3 separate regions of the Mus musculus genome follow, and regions 1 and 3 are each linked to region 2. The links are chromatin loops, found by intact Hi-C in ENCODE. Cell type or tissue: gastrocnemius. All regions are shown on one strand.

Region 1 (2,500 bases), 200 kb before region 2:
CCTCCAAAGACGTTAGTGTTACAGATGGCAGGTGAAATGAGAGGTCCCAGCGGCTAACGCTGTAGGGATGTGTGAGCTCAGTAACCCCAATGCCTCATTTCCTCCTCTTTGCCAGGGCTAGGGCCACATGCTGGCCCAGCCCCAAATCCCTCTTAGAACCACTAGATCGCTGACAAAACCCAAGGTTGGAAGCACTGTTCCGTCCACTTTTTCCTGTTAAGCGAAGCTTGAGAGATTGGAATCAGAATCATAGACTGAACCCTTGTACATAAGGCCTAGCTTGCCTTGACCTCAGAAAACATGGAGATTGTAAGCAGGAAGGATGGGCAGCTCAGAGGCCCCTGAGACAGGCAAGAGCCCTGCCCATGGGCTCTTTAAAGTGACTGCTGAAACATACATACAAGTAACATTATAAAGACTCAGCAGAGCCAGGCGTGGTGGCGCACACCTTTGATTCCAGCACTCAAGAGGCAGAGGCAGGCAGATTTCTGAGTTCAAGGCCAGCCTGGTCTACAAAGTGAGTTCCAGGACAGCCAGGGCTACACAGAGAAACCCTGTCTCGAAAAAAAAAAGACTCAGCAGGTTGTACTTGTGTATTTAGAAATGTGTATATACATATAAATATTCACATATGTATGTAACAATTTTAAAAGATGTCATGAACTTGAAAAGGAGCAGGAAAGGATATATGGGGGGAGTTGAAAGGAGAAAAAGGAAGGGAAATGATTTAATTATGTTATAATTAAAAAATAATAATTAAAAAAATTGAAAAAAAATAAAATAAACTGCATGGTGGTGGCACATACCCTTAATTCCAGCACTCGGGAGGCAGAGGTAGACAGGTTTCTGAGTTTGAGGACAGCCAGGGCTACATAGAGAAACCATATCTCAAAAAAGCCATAAAATACAAATAAAGGAAAAAAATTTAAAGTCATGACTGGCCAGGATGCACTTAAATTTGCCCCTTCCCTATGTCCCCTAAAGCCTTCTGAGATGAATGTATCTTCCCAGGAGTCAGACAACAGAAAATTACGGCACTCGGAAGCTGTAAGACAAAAATCCCTGAAAGGAAGACTAGCATCCACTAGCATCTTCTGCTTCTACAGTCTTCAGCGGAAAGATGTGGACCAGAAATTCCTCCTAGCCTCTATCCCAAGTCAAGGCGTTCCAATTCGTTCATAGTGCAATGCCTAGATGGACCACAAGAGGTCGATTCCAGAAGCATTTCCATCCCAGCAGCTCTCTTTCTTGAAGTCCCCTTTCACACCCTGAGCTGGAGCTCTCCAAGGTGGCACCAAGTCCTGTCCCAACTAGGCTGACCTCCTCCTCAGGCTCCAAGAGAAAAGTGTGTGGAGTGATTTGTTCCTCTGTCAACAGAGCCAATCTCATTTTCCTCACTATCCCACTGCCCGCTCCTGTTTTCAGCTGCAATGGATGTGTTGACCAAAGCACAAAGCCTCACTCATGGGGCGTGTGCCAGTGGCTTACTTCTCTGTCCAGTAATACCTCCAGGCTGACATAGCAGCACAGCTGTGCTATGGTAGTAGGAAGGAAGCCAGTAAAAGAGGGCATATGAGGTTCCAGCTTCTGAGGTTATGTAGCAGGAAGGAGGCATAAAGCCTGGCTTCTTCCCTTCAAGGAGCCTAGCTCAGCTCTCTCCTCTGAGAGTCACACCGCAGTTCTTTCCTATAGCTGCTAGTCTATTGTTGGCCATAGCAACGGAAGAGCAGCCAGTTTGCATGCATTCTTCACTTCCCCATAACGTTATTCTTTCTAGGCACTAATACAGGGCCGAGAGAGAGAGAGAGAGAGAGAGAGAGAGAGAGAGAGAGAGAGGCAGAGAGACAAAGAGAGAGAGAGCACTAAAACTTCACAAAGCACTAAAACTTCACACAGATATTTATATCCCCTTTGACTTACAGTCCTGACTGTCCTAAAAGAAGGAGCAATAGTTTCTCAGAGACAGTAAACACGGTGTAGGGGACAAAGTCTGACCTGTGAATCAAGAAATGTTTCCTTTTTAGGTTTGCTATAAACTCAATATGCGTCTAAGCAAACCACTCTCCACTCTGTACCTGGAAATGAAGAATTTAAATCAAATAGTCTCTAAGTCCCTCCCAGGTTTACGGGTCTGAGAATAATGTGTGTAGTAACATAAAAATGAGTTTAGGAGATTCCAGGCGTAGTAGCACACGTCGATCCCAGAAATGGGACCGGAGGCAGAAGCAGTCGGATTTCTGTGAGTTCATGACCTATCTAGTCTACATAACAAGTTCTAGGGCTGCGGAGTAAGACTGTCTTAACAGAACGAACAAACGAAAGAAAGAAACGGCAGGACATAGCTGCATGTCACCAGTGTTAATTAATGCCTAGTGGGGTTCATTCATTCGCAATTAGGCAGAGTATCTGTCCATATTGGAAAGTGATAACAAGGGCATAACAGCGCACACCCAAAGAGAGGTATGTCTCTCTGCTCAGAATGCGAGGTGAGGGGCTCAAA
Region 2 (2,500 bases):
AGCACAAACAAGAACAAAACCCTCTCGCCTTTATACTTTAAATCAACTCAACCTCTTTCTCTGGTTTACAAGATCATAATCTGGTCCCCACCCTCCATGACAACCACATTCCTTACCTTGCTCACCACATTCCAACTACAGGAGTCTTTTTCTCAGTTTCTTGACTGCTATAACATTTTTCCCATGTGAGGGTCTTTGCAAATGCTACTTCATCTACCAGAAGGACTCTACCTGGCCCTCATTTCTTCAGATCTTTTGGTTTGGCTTTGATGTTGCTGATGTTGTTTTGTCAAAACAAGAGTTTCTCAGTGTAGTCCTGGCTGTCCTGGAACTTGCTCTGTAGACCAGGCGGGCCTCAAACTCAGACTTTTGCCTGCCTCTGCCTCACAAGTGCTGGAATTAAAGGTGTGTGCCACCAAGCCAGGCTCAGTTCTTCAAGTCTTGACCTTCCACCTCATCTGGACTCCTTAAGTTCCTGCTGTTGATAACTGCTCAAACTTCATTAACTGTTTTAACAATGTCTTGCTTGTTGGATCACCTTCCTGTGGGCTATATTACCTTCCTTGGTGAACTTCTTAAGTTCCCTTTTGGTTTAGAAATTAAACCCAAGTACGCTAGGCAGGAGCTCTACCACTGATATTCACCCTCAGTCCCTCTTTTCTTTTTCTAAAATTTGAGAAGGGTAGCACTAAGTTGCCTAGACTGGTTTTAAGCTAGTTATGTAGTTCAGGCCTGTCCAGAGTATACCATAAAAACTGCTTTTCTGCCGGGCGTGGTGGCGCACGCCTTTAATCCCAGCACTCGGGAGGCAGAGGCAGGCGGATTTCTGAGTTCGAGGCCACCCTGGTCTACAGAGTGAGTTCCAGGACAGCCAGGGCTATACAGAGAAACCCTGTCTCGAAAAACCAAAAAAAAAAAAAAAAAAAAAAAAAAAAAAAACTGCTTTTCTTTTCTTTTTTAAAGATTTGTTATATCTAAGTACATTGTAGCTATTTTTAGACACACCAGAAGAGGGCGTCAGATCTCATTATACAGATGGTTGTGAGCCACCATGTGGTTGCTGAGATTTGAACTCAGGACCTTTTGGAGAGCAGTCTGTGCTCTTAACCATCTCTTCAGCTCTTGCTTGTCTTTTCTTTTGGAGACAATCTCTATGTAGTCCAGGTTGGCCTCGAATTCACAGCAATGCTCCTACATCTGCTCCCAAGTACTGAAATGACAAGCGTGTACCACCCCACCTGGTGCACGGTCTCTTACTGTTGATAACTGCTCAAACTTCATTAACTGTTTTAACAATATCTTGTTTGTTTGGATCAACTACCTATGGGCTATGTTCGTAAAGGGGAAGTACCTCGCCTGTTTTGGTCATAACTGTAAACTCCGGGCAGTCTGACCTGTGCAGTTTACGCTTATTATCAGTTGAAGCAAAGAATAACCAATCTACAGGGAAAAACTATCTTCCAAGGGCACAGGCTGGTCTGGAGGGCGTGGTTTGGCTGTGGGCGGGGCCTCCCGCCTAAACCTAAGGACCGGATGCCTGGGCGGGGCATCCCATAGTGGTGCTCTGGCTTCGGGGCGGAGCCAACAGGGCCACGATTTCTTGGTCAGAATTAGGGCCCTAATTTCTCCCTTAGCATTTCCTCCCCAGCGCCCTGGCTCACCCGAAGGCACCTCTTCCCACCACTCGGATCCGCTCGTACTTCTCCATCTCATTTCTCAGTTACGCTTCTGGAATCCCGGTGCGGCGCGTGCGCGGACCCTCCCATCTGGGAGCTCCTCCTCCTTGCTGTAAAACTTTTGCAGGGCGGAGCCGGCGAAACGGGGGCGTCTGTCGAGTCCGGCGTCTTTCTCTGACTTTGAACTCAACCTAGAGGCTAAGTCGTGTTTCCCCAACGAGGGATCAGAGAATAGTCGTTCTGGGTTTCTTGACGAGTCCCTCAGTGCTCAGAACCGTACCAGCCACATCGCACACGCGTGACTTGGGCATAGGTAGTTAGACTGGAGCGATAAGGCGCCCACTTATGTTGCCCGGCAAAAAAACAAGATTGTTCTTTCAGAGGTCTAATGCGAGTGGAATGCGAAGATCGATACAGTCCCCACTGTCCGGGACGAGTTGGCACTACCTCAGAAAGATAAAGGGATTCTCATGATTGGCACGTAAAGTATAAACCACCAAAACCGAGCCGGTCTGTGTGGGGAGAGGAGCGGCGTTATTTGGTGTTTGCCGAGGGAGGGACCGGGAAAACCCCAGTTGGACAAACTGATTCACCTGAAGAGTACATGACGTGGTCTCTTGGTTGTAACAACTACTGAGCACAGTGCTCTCGGTTTCTCAGAATCCGCACAAAACGCTGCCGTAGGGGGACTCGGAGCTTTACTCAAAACTTATAGCGTCGCGGTAGGGGGAAACCCAGAGAAGGTTCTATGCTTCTGTCCAGAAATAGTGGGCTGGTTGGTATCGCTGCTAGGGTTTCGACCAGGATGAATGAAATCCTGACTT
Region 3 (2,500 bases), 160 kb before region 2:
ATACTTCTAAACAATGTCCAAAAAGACTGAAGAACATTTGCAGCTGGGTGGTGGTGGCGGAGAACACCTTTAATCCTAGCACTTGGGAGGCAGAGGCAGGTGAATCTCTACAAGTTCAAGGCCAGCCTGCTCTACAGAGAATAGACCCAACTGTTCCATTTAGAGCATGAATCACTATTTGATTTTTTTTTCTTCTTTTATGACTGCTGTTTGTGGGTGTGTTGTCTTTGTTTGGATTTTTAATGTTTCTGTTTCTTGAGTTGCTTGAGAGTAACTTGAAATTAGGAATTGTTTTGTTGTGTGTGAAGCAAGTGCTGGAATAAGTATTTTTAAGAATGATTTCAATCAGACTATGATTTGGCCACTAGAACAAAGATTGTTCTTGAGTGATACCTATAATATTGATTCTTGGTAACTCATAATTTCTGTTTTAGAAAAAAATGTCTTTTAAAAATGAGACATTTTACCGGGCATGGTGGCATACACCTTTAATCCCAGCACTCAAGAGGCAGAGGCAGGCGGATTTCTGAGTTTGAGGTCAGCCTGGTCTACAGAGTGAATTCCAGGACAGCCAGGGCTACACAGAGAAACCCTGTCTTGAAAAGAGAGAGAGACAGAGAGACAGAGAGAGACATTTCCAAAACTGGATGTGGTGGCGCACGCCTTTAATCTCAGAACTGGAAAGCAGCAGAGGCAAGCAGCAGAGGCAGCTGGGTTTCTGGGTTAGAGGGGAGCTTGGTCTACAGAGTGAGTTCCTAGACAGCCAGGGTTACACAGAGAAAACCGTTTCCCAAAAACTGAAAACGAAGAAAAGCATTTGCTATTTTTCAAATTATTCAGTCCCCATATTCAGTTGATCTAGAAGGCTTAATACACTATTCTCACATATAAACTTGTTCTTTCTCTTTGGAAATCAGTGCATGCATGTGGTGGTGGAGATCAGCAGTTCTAAACATGGCCACTAGGTGGCGCCCGTATTTTAAGCTCCATCACACTACTCCCCTCTGTAGCTGATCTTTGGTACTTTATGGGTTCTTCTTCCCACCCTTTGTCCACCTGGTTTCACCTTCTATTACTAGATAGGAAAGAAAGGATAGGGAGATGAGAGGGAGAGAGAGATCACTGAAGCTAATCTCCTTTTGTTTCTTTGAGCACAACTACTAACAAACCAAAACCACTCACCCACCCCACCCCCACATGACCCCCACCCCCTGACCTCACCTACTGGGGCTCTGAAAAGTTCCCAGAATTCAGAATGTCACACAATTACAGAAATTATCTGCAACTGGCAAATCCACACCTCTGTTAGAGCGTGAGGCAAGTCATAGTCAGCTGCTTCGAACAGTCCAAAGCCACCACATTTCCCCACCCTGGGAGTAAAACAGAAACATAATTTTATAATATTTCTAGGTTGTTGTTGGGGTGTTTGTTTGTTTGTTTTTAAGAAACCAAACTTTCGGAATTCTCACTATATACACTGTAGTGGTACAGATGGTTGTGAGCCACAGTGTGGTTGCTGTGAATTGAACTCAGGACTTCTGCTTGCTCTGGCCCTGCTTGCTCCAGCCCAAAGATTTTTATTTATTCTTATATGTAAGTACACTGTAGCTGGTTTTAGACGCACTAGAAGAGGGATCTCATTACGGGTGGTTGTGAGCCAATATGTTGTTGCTGGGATTTGAACTCAGGACCTTTGGAAGAGCTCTTACCCGCTGAGCCATCTCATCAGCCCCATGTAGCGAAATCTTAACTAAGTAACTATTTACCCTCTGGTATAATGGTTTTCTCAGTGTTTCTCATTACAGAAATAGGTTATAAGGTGGGATGCCTCATACAGCTAGTTAAATGGATCTAAAAGGAATCCAAACTAATTCGTTTTCCATGTAAATTCAGTAGATAGCCTGGGGGCTAGAGAGATAGCTCAGCAGTCAAGAGCACTGACTATTCTTCCAGAGGTCCTGAGTAAATGAAATAAATAAATCTTTTTGTTTGTTTGTTTGTTTGTTTGTTTTCTGAGACAGAGTTTCTTTGTATAGCTGTCGCTGTCCTGGAACTCACTTTGTAGACCAGGCTGGCCTCGAACTCAAGAAATCCACCTGCCTCTGCCTCCCAAGTGCTGGGATTAAAGGCATGTGCCACCACTGCCCACATAAATCTTTTTTTTTTTTCATTAGAAGACAGCCTAGAGCTGAAGTGAACACATTGGGAGACCTTGGTTAAATCCTTTCCTTGGCTTTCCTTAAATAGTTTATTGTTGAAGAGAAAGTCAGGGTTATAAACTTCCTGAAGAACAGTTTGTTTTTAGACAGCTTGAGAATGAAATGAGAACAGTGTCATTGGACCGTGGCCTCTGTGCTTGGTCACAGCAGTACAGGGGGAACCTGCTGAGAGCCTGGTACCCGGCTCAGAGCTCCCTAGCTTCCCTGCCTTTTTGCCCTTACCCAGGGCATAGCCATAGTGTAGCCCACTGCTTCATCCTCCTGCTGCTTTAGAAAGCACG

The links. Peaks named below come from ENCODE experiments on the same cell type or tissue, not always from the same donor. Only the 100,000 strongest peaks of a DNase experiment are listed, where the experiment ranks them.
Region 1: it touches region 2 in a loop (4-fold over the local background); 13 of 42 quality-filtered maps call a loop at or near these places.
Region 3: a loop joins it to region 2, with 8 times the contacts of the local background. A loop is called at or near these places in 10 of 42 quality-filtered maps.

Annotation. Positions count from the first base shown.
Region 1 is chr11:77,979,203-77,981,702 of GRCm38, forward strand. No RefSeq gene overlaps it. Among named protein-coding and RNA genes, the nearest start is that of Phf12, 2.4 kb to the right of the region's middle. In gastrocnemius, a CTCF peak has its summit at 1,205; a DNase peak (open chromatin) is centred at 1,262; H3K4me3 peaks cover 572 bases; H3K27ac peaks cover 1,420 bases.
Region 2 is chr11:78,174,899-78,177,398 of GRCm38, forward strand. It overlaps Nek8 (NIMA (never in mitosis gene a)-related expressed kinase 8), which reads right to left and starts at 1,768. Exons shown (of 15, transcript NM_080849.3): 1 at 1,662-1,768. The coding sequence starts at 1,708. It also overlaps a transcript of Tlcd1 not described here. In gastrocnemius, no CTCF peak of the experiment used is centred here; DNase peaks (open chromatin) are centred at 1,560 and 1,736; H3K4me3 peaks cover 1,462 bases; H3K27ac peaks cover 1,491 bases.
Region 3 is chr11:78,018,909-78,021,408 of GRCm38, forward strand. All of the region lies in intron 7 of Phf12 (PHD finger protein 12), which reads left to right. Among named protein-coding and RNA genes, the nearest start is that of Gm51908, 11 kb to the left of the region's middle. In gastrocnemius, a CTCF peak has its summit at 970 (motif pointing right); a DNase peak (open chromatin) is centred at 961.